Regions from separate parts of the Homo sapiens genome. Here region 1 is linked to region 2. A link is a contact called in ENCODE Hi-C or POLR2A ChIA-PET data. All regions are on one chromosome and are shown on one strand. The core of a region is the stretch at or near the end of the contact, and the rest is flanking DNA. Distances in the headings are between cores, read along the strand shown.

Region 1 (6,074 bases), core at 1,543-4,042, 3.8 Mb before region 2:
GAGCTCCTGGGGCTCTGGGGAAATGCTGCTGCCTGCTGGCCAAACGAACTGATGGATGGGCTCTTGGAGTGGGAGAGACTGGGCAGAAGCTGTGTGGGGTGGGTGACTCCCAACCTAAAGAACCCACTGAGACATATGTGGCTTCCCTCTTCCACCTTCATTGCCTCTTTCCGTCTAGATGCTGGCAAGGGGGGACTTGGTGGACAAAGAGAGCTACTATTCATTCAGGAGCTATGTTACACCAGTCACTTTACATGTGCCACTTGCTCTGGGTTAAACTGTGCCTCCCCTCACTCATATGTTGAAGTCCTAACCCTAACTACCTCAGAATGGGACGTTATTTGGAAATAGGGTCATTACAGGTCATTAAGGTAGGCTGATAATCCAATATGACTGGAGTCCTTATAAAAAGGGGAAATTTGGACACAGACAAACATAGAAGGAAAATAACATGTGAAGATAAAGGCAGAGATCCAGGTGAAGCTTCTACAAGCCTAGGAATACTAAACATTGAAATCAACCACCAGAAACTCAGAGAAAATCTTGGAACATATTCTCTCTCACAGCCCTCAGGAGGAACAAAACTTACCAGCACCTTAATCTCAAACTTCCAGCCCCCACAATTGTGCTACAATAAACGTCTGTTGTCTAAGCCACCCAGTTTGTGGTGCTGTCTTACAACAGCCCTGGGAAACAAATCCATTATTTCACTGAATCTGTAGAGCAGCTCCATGAAGAAGATAATATTGTGCCCATTTTATAGAGGAAGAAAACAAGGTTCAGGGAAGTGACTTTCCCAAAGTTATGGTTTGAAACCAAATCTGTCTCACACCCAAGCCCACTACATCCTCGTCTTCCAGCCGGGATTTGCCTTCAGCCTTGGTGTCAGCACTCAAGTGGGGGGCAGGCAGATTAGTCCCTCAGGAAAGCACTTGTTTCTTGGAAGTACAGTCTCCTGTAGGTTCTGAAAGGCAGGCTGATCCACTGGAAACAGGAGCCATGTATCACGTTTCAGAAATCCAGCTCCTAGACAAGCCCCCTCAACCCGTCCCCCTGAGCCCTGCCCAGAAAGCTCCCAGCATGGACAATGTGCATTTAGCTCAGGCCTCCTCCTGACGGAGCTATGCTCCTGCCTCAAAAGCCACCTCAGATGGAAGTCCCCTCTTGGATGACAGAAATGCCCACTGACACAGACATGCAAATGTTCCATTGGAGGTTCCTGAGTTTCACCCAGTCCTGTTATAGGCAGGCATATCTTTTCACCTGCTCTATGAAATGGAATGGAAAGTGGAGCCGAAAGGCAGTTGTATTGACCCTGCCTTTCATTCACTTTGGCTCCATAAATCAAAGAGCAGTCATGCAGTCAGGCCCCCAGTAATATTCCTTCAGGATGTGCCGCAGGCATGGTAGATTGTACTTACTGGGTCAAATAAATACCTTTTCATCTGTCCGTAATATAGGTAGCTATATTACTCTTTGCAGTGTTTCTCCTATTAACTTGATCTAGGCTCTGGAGTGATTTTCCTGAAGCCATGGGATGAAACCAGGCATGTTTCATGCCTCCTCCTGTCCTTCTTCAACTCCCCTAGCAGGAAGGCATAGGGCACAGCCCAAGGTCCAGCCTACACCAAGACTAGCTAGGACCCCCAGCAGGTTCACAAGGATTCAGGACAAACGAGAAACACTGCTACTAATTTACCATGAAAGGTGTATCCCATGGACTCCAATTCCTTTTTACTTTTAGTTTTGCTTAGAAACTGGAAAAGCAAAACATGCTGGTTTTACAATATTGCTTGTTACAGAGGTATATAAAGTCTAACTTGAACGTACCCACCTCCTTGCAATTCAAACAAATTTAAAAGAGAAATTGAATCATACCATATAGAGTGCTTTGCAATCACCTTTTCACTAAGGAATAAACCAGCCGGGCGAGGTGGTGCATACCTGTAATCCCAGAATTTTGGGAGGCCAAGGTGGGAGGATCGCTTGAGCCCAGGAGTTTGAGACCAGCCTGGGTAACATAGCAAGACCCCATCTCTACAAAAATTAGCTTGGCTGGGTGGACATGCCTGTGGTCCCAGCTACTGGGGAGGCTGAGGTGAGAGGATCACTTGAGCCCAGGAGGCAGAGTTTATAGTGAGCCGAGATCATGGCACTGCACTCCAGCCTGGGCACCAGAGTGAGATCCTAACTCAAAAAAAAAAAAAAAAAGAATAAACCAAACCAAGGAGCCTTTTAGATCAGTAAATATAGTTCCATTAAACACTTTTTACTTCCTCCTCAGTTTTCCATATTTTGTTTTGTTCCATATTTTGGTTATTTTGGAAGTAAATATTATCCCCTGTTGATACTATTTAGATTGCCTACACTTTGGGGCTGCTATAAATAAGTCAGCTATTAATATTTTCATGCTTTTGTGCAAGTATTTCTATTAAGATAAATACTGAGAAATAACATTTTTGAGTAGAGAAAACTCTCACCTCGAATGCTGGGAGATACCCTTCAATTCAGCTGAAAATGTCACCTCTTTGCATTGTCCAGTGCTTTGTAAGAGACCCCATTTTCCCACCCAGTCACACCTTGGATATTATGTATCATTTATGTATTTTTGTGCTAACCTAAAGGGAAAAATGGAATTTCATTTTTTCCATCTGAAGATTTGTGAGAATGAGCATCTTATTCTATGTTTACCAGCCTTCCTCTTTCTTCTGTGCTGTGACCCTTAAGAACTTGGCGCTTTCACTTTTCCTATTGAGTTGTTTCAAGTTTTGTGGTTAAATTAGTCAGTCTTCTGCTTTTAAAACAATATTTCTGGTTTCCTGCCTTGCTTACAAAATACTTCCTTTACTCAAGATTGGAAGACTCATTGTCCCAGAGTTCTTGGTTGTAAGCAATAGAAACTTACTTTATTAAACATAGGCAGCAAAGAGACTTAGAAGGATAACGGATGTCTTAGTAAGAGATTGTAGTGTTTAGAAGCAACCCTTGGACAAAAGGCCAGGATAGAGGGATGCCAGAGAGCCAAAAACAAGCCAAATGGTGCCACTGGAGACATTGCCCTGGACGCTTGCTGCCAAGAGGCTGTTCTGATTCTGCTGCTATTGTCTACACTAGACTCTGGGTGCTGGGTGCTGCCATCCTACCATCACCTCCACCACCTGCTCCTCCACCACCACCCCCATAACACCAGCACCTCCCGCCACTTCCCCTCCATCCCCTCCTCTGGCATCTCCACCATCACCATCACCATAACTAGAGTGAATTCTAAAGTATCCCCTGATTCTTTGCAGTATGAGTTTCAGATTCAGAATCCTCAGTGGGAGTCTTTAATTGTTCATACGCAAGCTTTCACTGTCAAGAGTCAAGGAGAAAAATCTAATATTTGTGTTCATTTGGGGGGAATTGGTATCCTAATAATATTAAGTCCTCCCATCTAGGAACATGGTATTGTTACCAAGCGATCAATGGGCTTGGTGTCCAATTCACATAGAGGCCAATGCCATGGCACCAGCTTTTGAGAAAAGAAAAACAGCAATAAAGCTGCTTAATGGGCAAGAAGGCAAGAGAAAACTCTCAAACCTGTCTCCTCGAGCAGGGGTTTGGGTCAGGCTTTATAAGCATAGGGTAATGAGGTGTGATCTGATTGGATCTTGCAATGAGGTGGTGCCAGGAGGCATGATCTTACTGGATCCTGCCATGGGGTGATACCAGAGCTTCCTCTGATTGGATCCTGGCTCCTGCCAGGCAGTGTCTGCTTCTCAGTTCAGTCCCAATTTCTCAGTCCCAGCCCTGAGGTTCCTCCTGTGGCTGTCCATTTGGTTCGCCTGAGCACGCTCAGATTACATCACCTTCAATCTGGGGGCCCATGGTAACCTGAAAACAACTCACAACTTGGTTTCATAAAAGTTGAACCACATAGGTGTGATGAAGTTACAGTAGGTGCTAAAATCTCCCACTGTGATTGTGAGACTGTCAAATTCTAGGTTTTGGAATTTCAACAATGTAGTCACAGTAAGTTTCGTTAATGAGATGCCAGTCTTACTTATTAGTAGGTGATGATGTTTTCTGTCTCATGTTTCTGATTTTCTCTTTATTCTTCATGTTTTAAAATGTTAGATGGTTTTATTTTTTCATTAATCCTAACAAGATATGTGAGTCACTTTAATCTGAAGTTCTTTCTCCTTGTCTTCTTACCCTACGTTCTGACAGATTTCCTTGACTTTATCTTTCAGTTCATTTACTGATGATCACTTTGAAGACAGGAATTGGTGGGTCACACTTATAATGTCTAAGAAGATGTATTGCCAGAAGATTCTTTAATGAATGTATACGTTTCCTGAATTTCTGAGAACAGCAATTAGAGTGCTTTAAAAGTTTTCCTTAGTTCATCGCGTCATCTAGGTGCTTCGTGCCTCTTCCCTCTGCCCTTCCCAGTCTTCACGGCTACATGCTGACTGGCTCTTCTGCCTGGTGCACCCTTGTTTGAGAACTGGGCTGGTTCTTCCAGATGGCTGCTACAGTGGGTTAGTTCCTGCAGTCCTCTTCTCCAGGAGGCTTCTGAGGGCTGAGCTGACTGCTTGGAGCTCTGGGTACCTGGGCTCATCCGCTGGCAGCCCTGCCTAGGGTGTGCAATGGACAGCTGGTCTTGAGGTGGAAGGCATGGCTGCTAAATCAGTAGTTGATGTCAGAAGGCAGGACAGTTCATGTTCACCTGCATCTCCTCCAGCCCCTCCAGCTGACCTGGGCTGTGCCTGGCTGCCAGAGGAAGGCCCCTTTTCCTGTATCCATTTGTTCAGAGGAGCTGACAAATGGCTTCCTCTGAGTTCCCAATTTCTGCTGGGATTTTCCATTCCATCCTCTGGCCTGTGCCAGTAGTAACATTTTACACTTGTCTGACACCTTTTCTCCTCTGAGCTCCAAGCACTTTACAAGCAAGCAGTTGCTATTATTGCCCTCTGAATTCTGATGGAAAAGCTGAGAGTCATGGGATCAAAGCCGCCATGATTGGGCAGTGAAGACAAGGCTCCCAGACACCAGGCCAGTCCCCGGCCCTTGGCAGGACCACATAGAGCACCCCAGCTGCTGAGGTGAGGTAGCCCAGGGGAGGGTTTTCAGCACGGGCTCCCTAGAGGCTCCCCAGAGCCGTCTTATCCTGTTGTAAAGTGATGCATTGTCCTTTACTGCAGAAGAGAGTGGGACCCTTGGGACTCTTCCCTGCCAGAAAAAGTGGGCTGATGGTTCGTGGTTTATTTTGGGAATGAGAAGACTCATTCAATCTGTAAAGGGTCCTCATCTTGTCTTGAGGAACAGGAAGCAGATCTGTATTACGTGGCCCAGGCAGCGGAATAAGGTTCAGTTGCTACAGGTTTTCACCAGTCAGAGGACTTGTTAGCACTGAGAGCTGCCCAAAGGGGAGTGCGTTTGCGTCCCTGGTTGGGTCCCGAGGCAAGTGTCTCTAGCTGCTGCTGGGGATGTCCTGCATCACATGATGCTAGGGAAGGGTGACACATGAGGCCTCTTCCAACCCAGATCTTGCATCATAAGGACACACTCTAGTGCTATCTCCTCTAAGTGGTGGTGGCCTTGGGGCTGAAACCCTGAAACCCTGGGTCATGTCACATCTTGCTGGATCTGCAAAGCTCCTTAGTTCCCATCTCCTCCTTCTTTCATTTAGCAAAACTCGGTTTGAGGTCTGCATTTTCCCTCTTTTGTACGAAGCTTTGCCCAGTAGCAGCTTACTGTTTAACTGGAAGGAACATCTGTGACCATGAAATTTTCAGCAACCTAAAAAGGCCCTGTTAAGTAATATTTGCTGAGCTAGTGTTGGGAGTCAGCAGTGTGTGTGTGTGTGTGTGTGTGTGTGTGTCTGTATGTCTGTGTGTGTGTGTGTCTGTGTGAATTCAGCTGCCCTCAGGCAGGTGGCTGGAAACTGGCTCACCTTTATCTGAGAACACATCAATCTTGGGAAGAGAATCCATGGAACTGAGTATGGAGGGACACCTGGCCAGAAAGAAACTGAGAACAAGTCATTCCTACCCCAGGGACCACAGAAGGAGGCAGACAGCTGGAGGAAT
Region 2 (6,219 bases), core at 3,140-5,639:
CTCAGATGGGAAAGGGAGGAGACAGCCTGAAAAGCCCGTTTCTCGCTAGGATCTAGATTGCAGTAGTTGAGAACGGACCCTGGAATCAGATGGGGCCTCCAGCCTCCATACAACTTCCAGCTCAGCCATCTAGAAGCTGGGTGACTCAGTTTCTTTCCGCCAAATGGTGGTAGTATCTACTGCAGGGTTGTTACCAGGTTTCAGTGGGATTAAGTAGAATAGCACAAAGCATAGTGAGAATGCAGTATGTGTTAGCTACGGTTATTGCTATTTAACAGATACTATGATTTTTGAGCAAGAGACATCTCTGAACCTTGGTGATCCCTGCCTACTTAATGGCACCGTCTTGCGGGAAGGGGGAATCTCAGCTTAATAGGTAAGGTGATTTTTCAAGAACTACTGAGTAGAAGATTTAAAAACCTCTGTAACGCTCCAAACCTGTAACCAATTGTATGGATAAGTAGTGTCTAGAGGGGAACTTATTTTTTAAAACTGACAATATTGGCCAGGCGCGGTGGCTCACGCCTGTAATCCCAGCACTTTGAGAGGCGGAGGCGGGTGGATCATGAGGTCAGGAGTTCAAGGCTAGCCTGGCCAACAAGGCGAAACCCCGTGTCTACTAAAAATACAAAAATTAGCCGGGCCTGGTGGTGGGCACCTCTAATCCCAGCTACTCGGGAGGCTGAGGCAGGAGAATCGCTTGAACCTGGGAGGTGGAGGGTGCGGTGAGCCAAGATCGTGCCATTGCATTCCAGCCTGGGTGACAAGAGCAAAACTCCGTCTCAAAAAAAAAAAAAAAAAAAAACCTGACAATATTTATTAAAAACTATTAAGTTTTTGGCTGGGCGCGGTGGCTCACGCCTGTAATCCCAGCACTTTGGGAGGCCGAGGCGGGCGGATCACGAGGTCAGGAGATTGACACCATCCTGGCTAACACGGTGAAAACCTGTCTCTGCTAAAAATAAAAAAAAATTTGCCAGGCGCCGTGGTGGGCGCCTGTAGTCCCAGCTACTCGGGAGGCTGAGGCAGGAGCATGGCGTGAACCCGGGAGGAGAAGCTTGCAGTGAGCTGAGATCGCACCACTGCACTCCAGCCTGGGCGACAGAGCGAGACTCCGTCTCAAAAAAAATAAAGTATTAAGTTTTTGATAATAATCAATGTACATAAACAACAGGAAATAATCAGGCAGGTCAGTCTGTAAGGGGCAACATCTTGGAATTCAATTGTTTTAAACCATAGATCTTAAAGGTTCATCTCTGTGTAGATGCTCTCAAGCATCAAGGTGCTCTCTGAATGTTTAGATTTCAGAGCTTAGGTAAGACATTTCTATGGACACAGAGGTGAAAGGGCTACAGATAAGGAGGTAGTCCAGGTGGACCAGGTGTGGATGAGCATTTGCGAGTTGGTGAAGTGAGCCCAGTGTGGAAAAGGCCTAGGACCTGTGGCATCATTCTGAGTGATGCCAAGTCTTCACTGTGGGATAAAGCCTACATGTGACTGTGCTGGTACTCAATGCTGAAAAAGATATAGTGGACACCTGGGATGACTCCTTAGGACGGCAGGAAGTTCTATAATCAGGCCAAAGTACTAGTCTTGCATTCAGAGAAGACCGTCTCCAACAACTATTACCTCATTTATGAATAATGGAGAACTGTCAAATTTGAGTGAGGGGATCAAAGGTCCACTTAGCTTAGAGGCTTTTTTTTTTTTTTAACTTTTAAAATACAGACTGGGTCTCACTATGTTCCCCAGGCTGGTCTTGAACTCCAGGGCTCAAGCAATCCACTGGCCTTGGCCTCCCAAAGTGCTGGGATTACAGGTCTGAGTCACCGCACCCAGCCAGAGAGACTCTTAATACAAAGATTGCATGAATATATCTTCTTGCAGCTGGTTTAACAGTCCCTAATTTCTGAAGCATTACTAGTCTTTTGGTTTAATTTTCTTTCTTTTTTTTTTTTTGAGACAGAGTCTTGCTCTGTCGGCCAGGCTAGAGTGCAGTGGCAAAATCTTGGCTCACTGCAACCTCCATCTCCTGGGCTCAAGCAATTCTCCTGCCTCACCCTCCTGAGTAGCTGAGATTACAGGCATGTGCCACCACGCCCGGCTAATTTTTGTATTTTTAGTAGAGACAGGGTTTCACCATGTTGGCCAGGATGGTCTTGAACTCCTGACCTCAGGTAATCCGCCTGACTCGGCTTCCCAAAGTGCTAGGATTACAGGCGTGAGCCCTTTTGGTTTAATTTTCCTAATATTCGATTTAAATTGGCTACTTGAATTTTTCTCTCCAGAAACATCTTTCTACAGCATGAGCTGTGATGCAGTCACTGTATGACTTTTTTTTTTTTTTTGAGACAGAGTTTCGCTCTTGTTACCCAGGCTGGAGGGCAATGGTGCAATCTCGGCTCACTGCAACCATCACCTCCTGGATTCAAGCGATTCTCCTGCCTCAGCCTCCAGGGTAGATGGGACTACAGGTACGCGCCAACACGCCCGGCTAATTTTTTTTTGTATTTTTAGTAGAGACAGGGTTTCGCCATGTTGCCCAGGCTGGTCTCAAACGCCTAACCTCAGGTGATCCACCCACCTCGGCCTCCCAAAGTCTTGGGATTACAGGCGCGAGCCACCGCGCCCGGCCGGCCACAACTTCTTAAGAATACCTACCTATCTGATTTTCGCCCCTTTCCTATGATGCTGAATACCTATCTGATTTTTGCAGGAACTATTTTCTGTAATTTTGCCTCAAATTATGCAGTTTTCTCTTTGGACATTTTTACCTATTCTGACAGCTCCTGCTTTACTCTTTCCATTCTCTTTCTTGGAACTAGCTTTTTCTTTTAACAAACTCCTTCCTTCATCACAATCATCCCACTCATCATCTGACACTATTTTGAGCACTCCTTTACTTTCTCTGGTGATTTAAAAAATAACGTTCAGCCAGATGCGTGGCTCAATCCAGTAATCCCAACACTCTGGGAGGCGTAGGTGGGCGGATGGCTTGAGTCCAGGAGTTCCCGACCAGCCCGGGCAACACAGCGAAACCTCGCCTCTACAAAAAATACAAAATTTAGCCGAGAGTGGTGGTGCTACTCAGGAGGTTGAGGCAGGAGGATCGCTTGAGCCCAGGAGGTCGAGGCTGCAGTGAGCCGTGATTGTACCACTGCACTCCCGCCTGAATGACAGGGCGATACTCAGTCTGGAAATAATAACAATAGTAACAATGTTCAGCTTAACCTGTGATGAGTGCCTTGACATCATCTCTTCATGAAGAAGATCCACCAAAATAAAATGGTTACAATTATTAGCCCTACAATACATCAAAAAAAAAAAGAAAAGAAAGAAAATCTGTCCCTGGCTTAGCCATTAGCCACCAAATCTGTGTGTTCAGGTGCTCTGTGACTGAAAATCTTGCCCTCGACCTGGGTCTGAGTTACATTCTGAGGTTTGGGGGCTTCTCACACCACGGAATTTATCACCTGAGCAACTTCAACCTGACAAATCCCTCCTAACGCCCTGCTCTGAGACCCCTTTAGGCGGTCTCCGGAGTACTCAGTGTACCTTTTTTTTTTTTTTTTCTTTGAGACGTAGTCTCGCTCTGTCGCTAGGCTGGAGTGCAGTGGCGCGATCTCGGCTCACGCAAGCTCCGCCTCCCGGGTTCAAGCGATTCCCCTGCCTCAGCCACCCGAGTGGCTGGGACTACAAGCGCGCGCCACCACGCCTGGCTAATTTTTTTGTATTTTAGTAGGGGTTTCACTATGTTGGCCAGGATGGTCTCGATTTCCCGACCGCCTGATCCGTCCGCCTCGGCCTCCCAAAGTGGTGGGATTACAGGCGTGAGCCACCGCGCCCGGCCTTCAGTGTACTACTTTCCTTATTTTATTTTTTGAGACAGCGCCTCGCTCTGTCGCCCAGGCTGGACGCAATGGAGCAGTCACGGATCACTGCAGCCTCGACCTCCCGGGCTCAAGCGATTCTCCCGCCTTAGCCTCCCAAATTACTGGGACCACAGGCTTGCGCCACCACGCCCTGCCATCGGCTCTCATTTCCTTTTCCCATCCTAGTCTTCCATCAGGCGTCCTTTCGGCGCACATTTCAGTGTCCTGCGGGGCTCACCAGTGTCCTTCCTCCAGGGCCTCAGGGGCAGTCAGAGGGATCTTTCCCGCCGCTCCACTCCCTCCTCCTCCTCCCCCTCCCCCTATCCCCTCCCCTCCCCTCCCTTCTCCTCTCCAGAAACGTCCTCGCTTGTCCGCCTCCACCGCCTCCCCCGCCAGCCGTGTCGGCTCTGCTCCGCGCCCAGCCGGCCAACCGGCGGCTCAGCTCTGGCGCGTCACAATGCGCCGTCGCGGCCCCGCCCCCGGACGCCGGACGCAGAAACTCCGCCCTGCCGCGGTCCTTGCGTCCTTCCGGCTCCGTCGTGGAAGCAGGACTGCGCCGCGTCTTCCTCAAGGTGGGGTTCGGGGGGCCACCGAATCGCTGTCACGCCGGCAGGTAGCAGGGGGTGGGGACGCGGGCTCCTTGGGCTTCTGTTTCCTGGTGTCCAGGGCAAAGGGCTGAGCCGGGCAGTAGGGCCTAGTCGGGGCCTGGCTCGCCGGGAGCAGGAGGGCTTCCGGCAAAGCCGCGTGCGCTCGACGGGCAGGCGCTGAGGATTGGGGCCGGCAGCGCGCCTGACCCCGCCCCTCGTAGGCTCCGCCCCGTGCTCGCAGGCGGGGGTTTCCATGGTGATGGTCAACAAGCCTCAACTGCCTCTGCTACAACTGCCAAGTTCCCCGCGTCCCACCCTCCTCTAGGTGCTCCAAGGGACCACCGGGGTGCCTGATATGAGAGCGGGAGTGTAGAGACTCGGAGGCCGAGGTGAGGGGCGGCCGAAGTCTCCGAGGTCGAAGGCCGCACACCCGGGACCTAGCGGGGACCGGGTCCCCCTGGGGGTGGGGACGGGGGGTGGGATTTGAGATTAGGGAGACTATCCGAAGTCCAGGGCCCCGTACCCGGACTACCTGGGGACTGGGCCTATTGGGGTGGGGATCGTTGGGCTGGGGCTGGGATTTGGGATCAGGGAAGAGCGATCTGAGTTTAAGCGCCGCAAACCTGGGACCGAGCGAGGACTGCACATAATGAGGGGCCGTGGCGCTGAGATTTGGGTGACGGGATTCGAGGTCGAGGGGCCCGTACGTGGGACCGGCAAGAACTGGACCCACTGGGATCGGGAGACGCAGCGTCGGAGGTCGAGAGCCGCACGCCCAGACAGTGGTCCCACGCGGTGAGCACCGCGGGCTGAGATTTTGGAGTCAGGAAAGCGCGGGGAAGGCACGGACGGCCGGGTGCGTTAGTCCGGCCCCCTGGCGGGGAGCTGGCGACTGCCGGAGGGCTCTGAAAGTGAGAACAGGCCTGGCGCAGTGGGAGGCCCAGCCGGGAGGATCTCTTGAGCCCAGGAGTTCCCGACAAGCCTGGGCAACATAGACTGTCTCTACTGAAAAGTAAAGAAAAAAAAATTAGCCACGTGTGGTGGCGCGCGCCTGTTGTCCCAGCTACTCGGGAGGCTGAGGCGGGAGGGTCGCTTGCTCTGAGGTCGAGGCTGCAGTGACAGTGATTGTGCCACTGCATTCCAGCCGGGCGACGGAAATGAGACCTTGTCTCAAAAGAAGTAATAATAGTAATAATACCTGAGTAAAATGAAAGCCGCGCGCTCACGTGGCTGCAGGCGCCTGAGAGTTGCACAAGACTTCCTTGTGGGGAGTTGGCTCCGCCCTCCTCCCACGCCCGGTTCCCGTAGCCTTAGCTCTCGGCCCCGGGCCCTTTTTCCTCCTCGGCTGCGCCGCGTGTCCTCGGAGCGCGGTCCCTGTATTGGTCTCCTGCTCCTAGAGGTATCGTGTTTGTATTTGGGGTGAAAATCTGACTCGTGCGCGCTCTTCAGCTTAGTCGTCCTTTTTTTTTTCCTTTTGTTTGTTTGTATTAAGTATTTTCGTCGATTCCGCCCTGCTCGTAGGAAACTTGTGGACGGGGCCCGGCTCCTGCTGCGCCGGCTGCCCGGCTCCCCCAACCGCAGAGTCGTGGACCAGGGTTTTGAGGAGCAAGGCACCCGACTCGCCCTCCCCCCAAGGCCGCCCCGGGCGCGGGAACCCCTCCCCCTAGGCGCCTGGGACCCCCGCTCGGCTCCGCGTGTGTCCCGGCGGAGGGTGGAAGGAGAGCCGAGCTCGGCCATTGCCCGCGGGCGGCCCGGGGACG

Evidence for each region. Hi-C counts contacts between places; a loop is a spot of excess contacts on that map. ChIA-PET counts read pairs that join two places held with the same protein, here RNA polymerase II (POLR2A).
Region 1: a map of CD8-positive, alpha-beta T cell shows a loop between it and region 2 (24-fold over the local background). The contact joins the enhancer-like site here to the promoter of HNRNPF in region 2. A Hi-C loop is called at or near these places in 1 of 168 maps with a recorded cell type or tissue (CD8-positive, alpha-beta T cell). POLR2A ChIA-PET finds 5 or more read pairs at or near these places in 1 of 52 experiments (activated naive CD4-positive, alpha-beta T cell).

The regions. Positions count from the first base shown.
Region 1 is chr10:47,254,634-47,260,707 of GRCh38, reverse strand. No RefSeq gene overlaps it. Among named protein-coding and RNA genes, the nearest start is that of GDF10, 43 kb to the left of the region's middle. Within about 2 kb of position 2,792, at least 4 of the 41 ENCODE cell types and tissues checked have a DNase peak (open chromatin) inside an H3K27ac peak, as active enhancers do; they include CD8-positive, alpha-beta T cell, where a contact is called at or near this core.
Region 2 is chr10:43,407,356-43,413,574 of GRCh38, reverse strand. HNRNPF (heterogeneous nuclear ribonucleoprotein F) reads left to right here and starts at 4,389. Exons shown (of 4, transcript NM_001098204.2): 1 at 4,389-4,444. RefSeq lists silencers at 3,970-4,199, 4,650-4,769, 6,050-6,219 and enhancers at 4,490-4,549, 5,280-5,619, 5,059-5,662, 5,630-5,679, 5,820-5,879.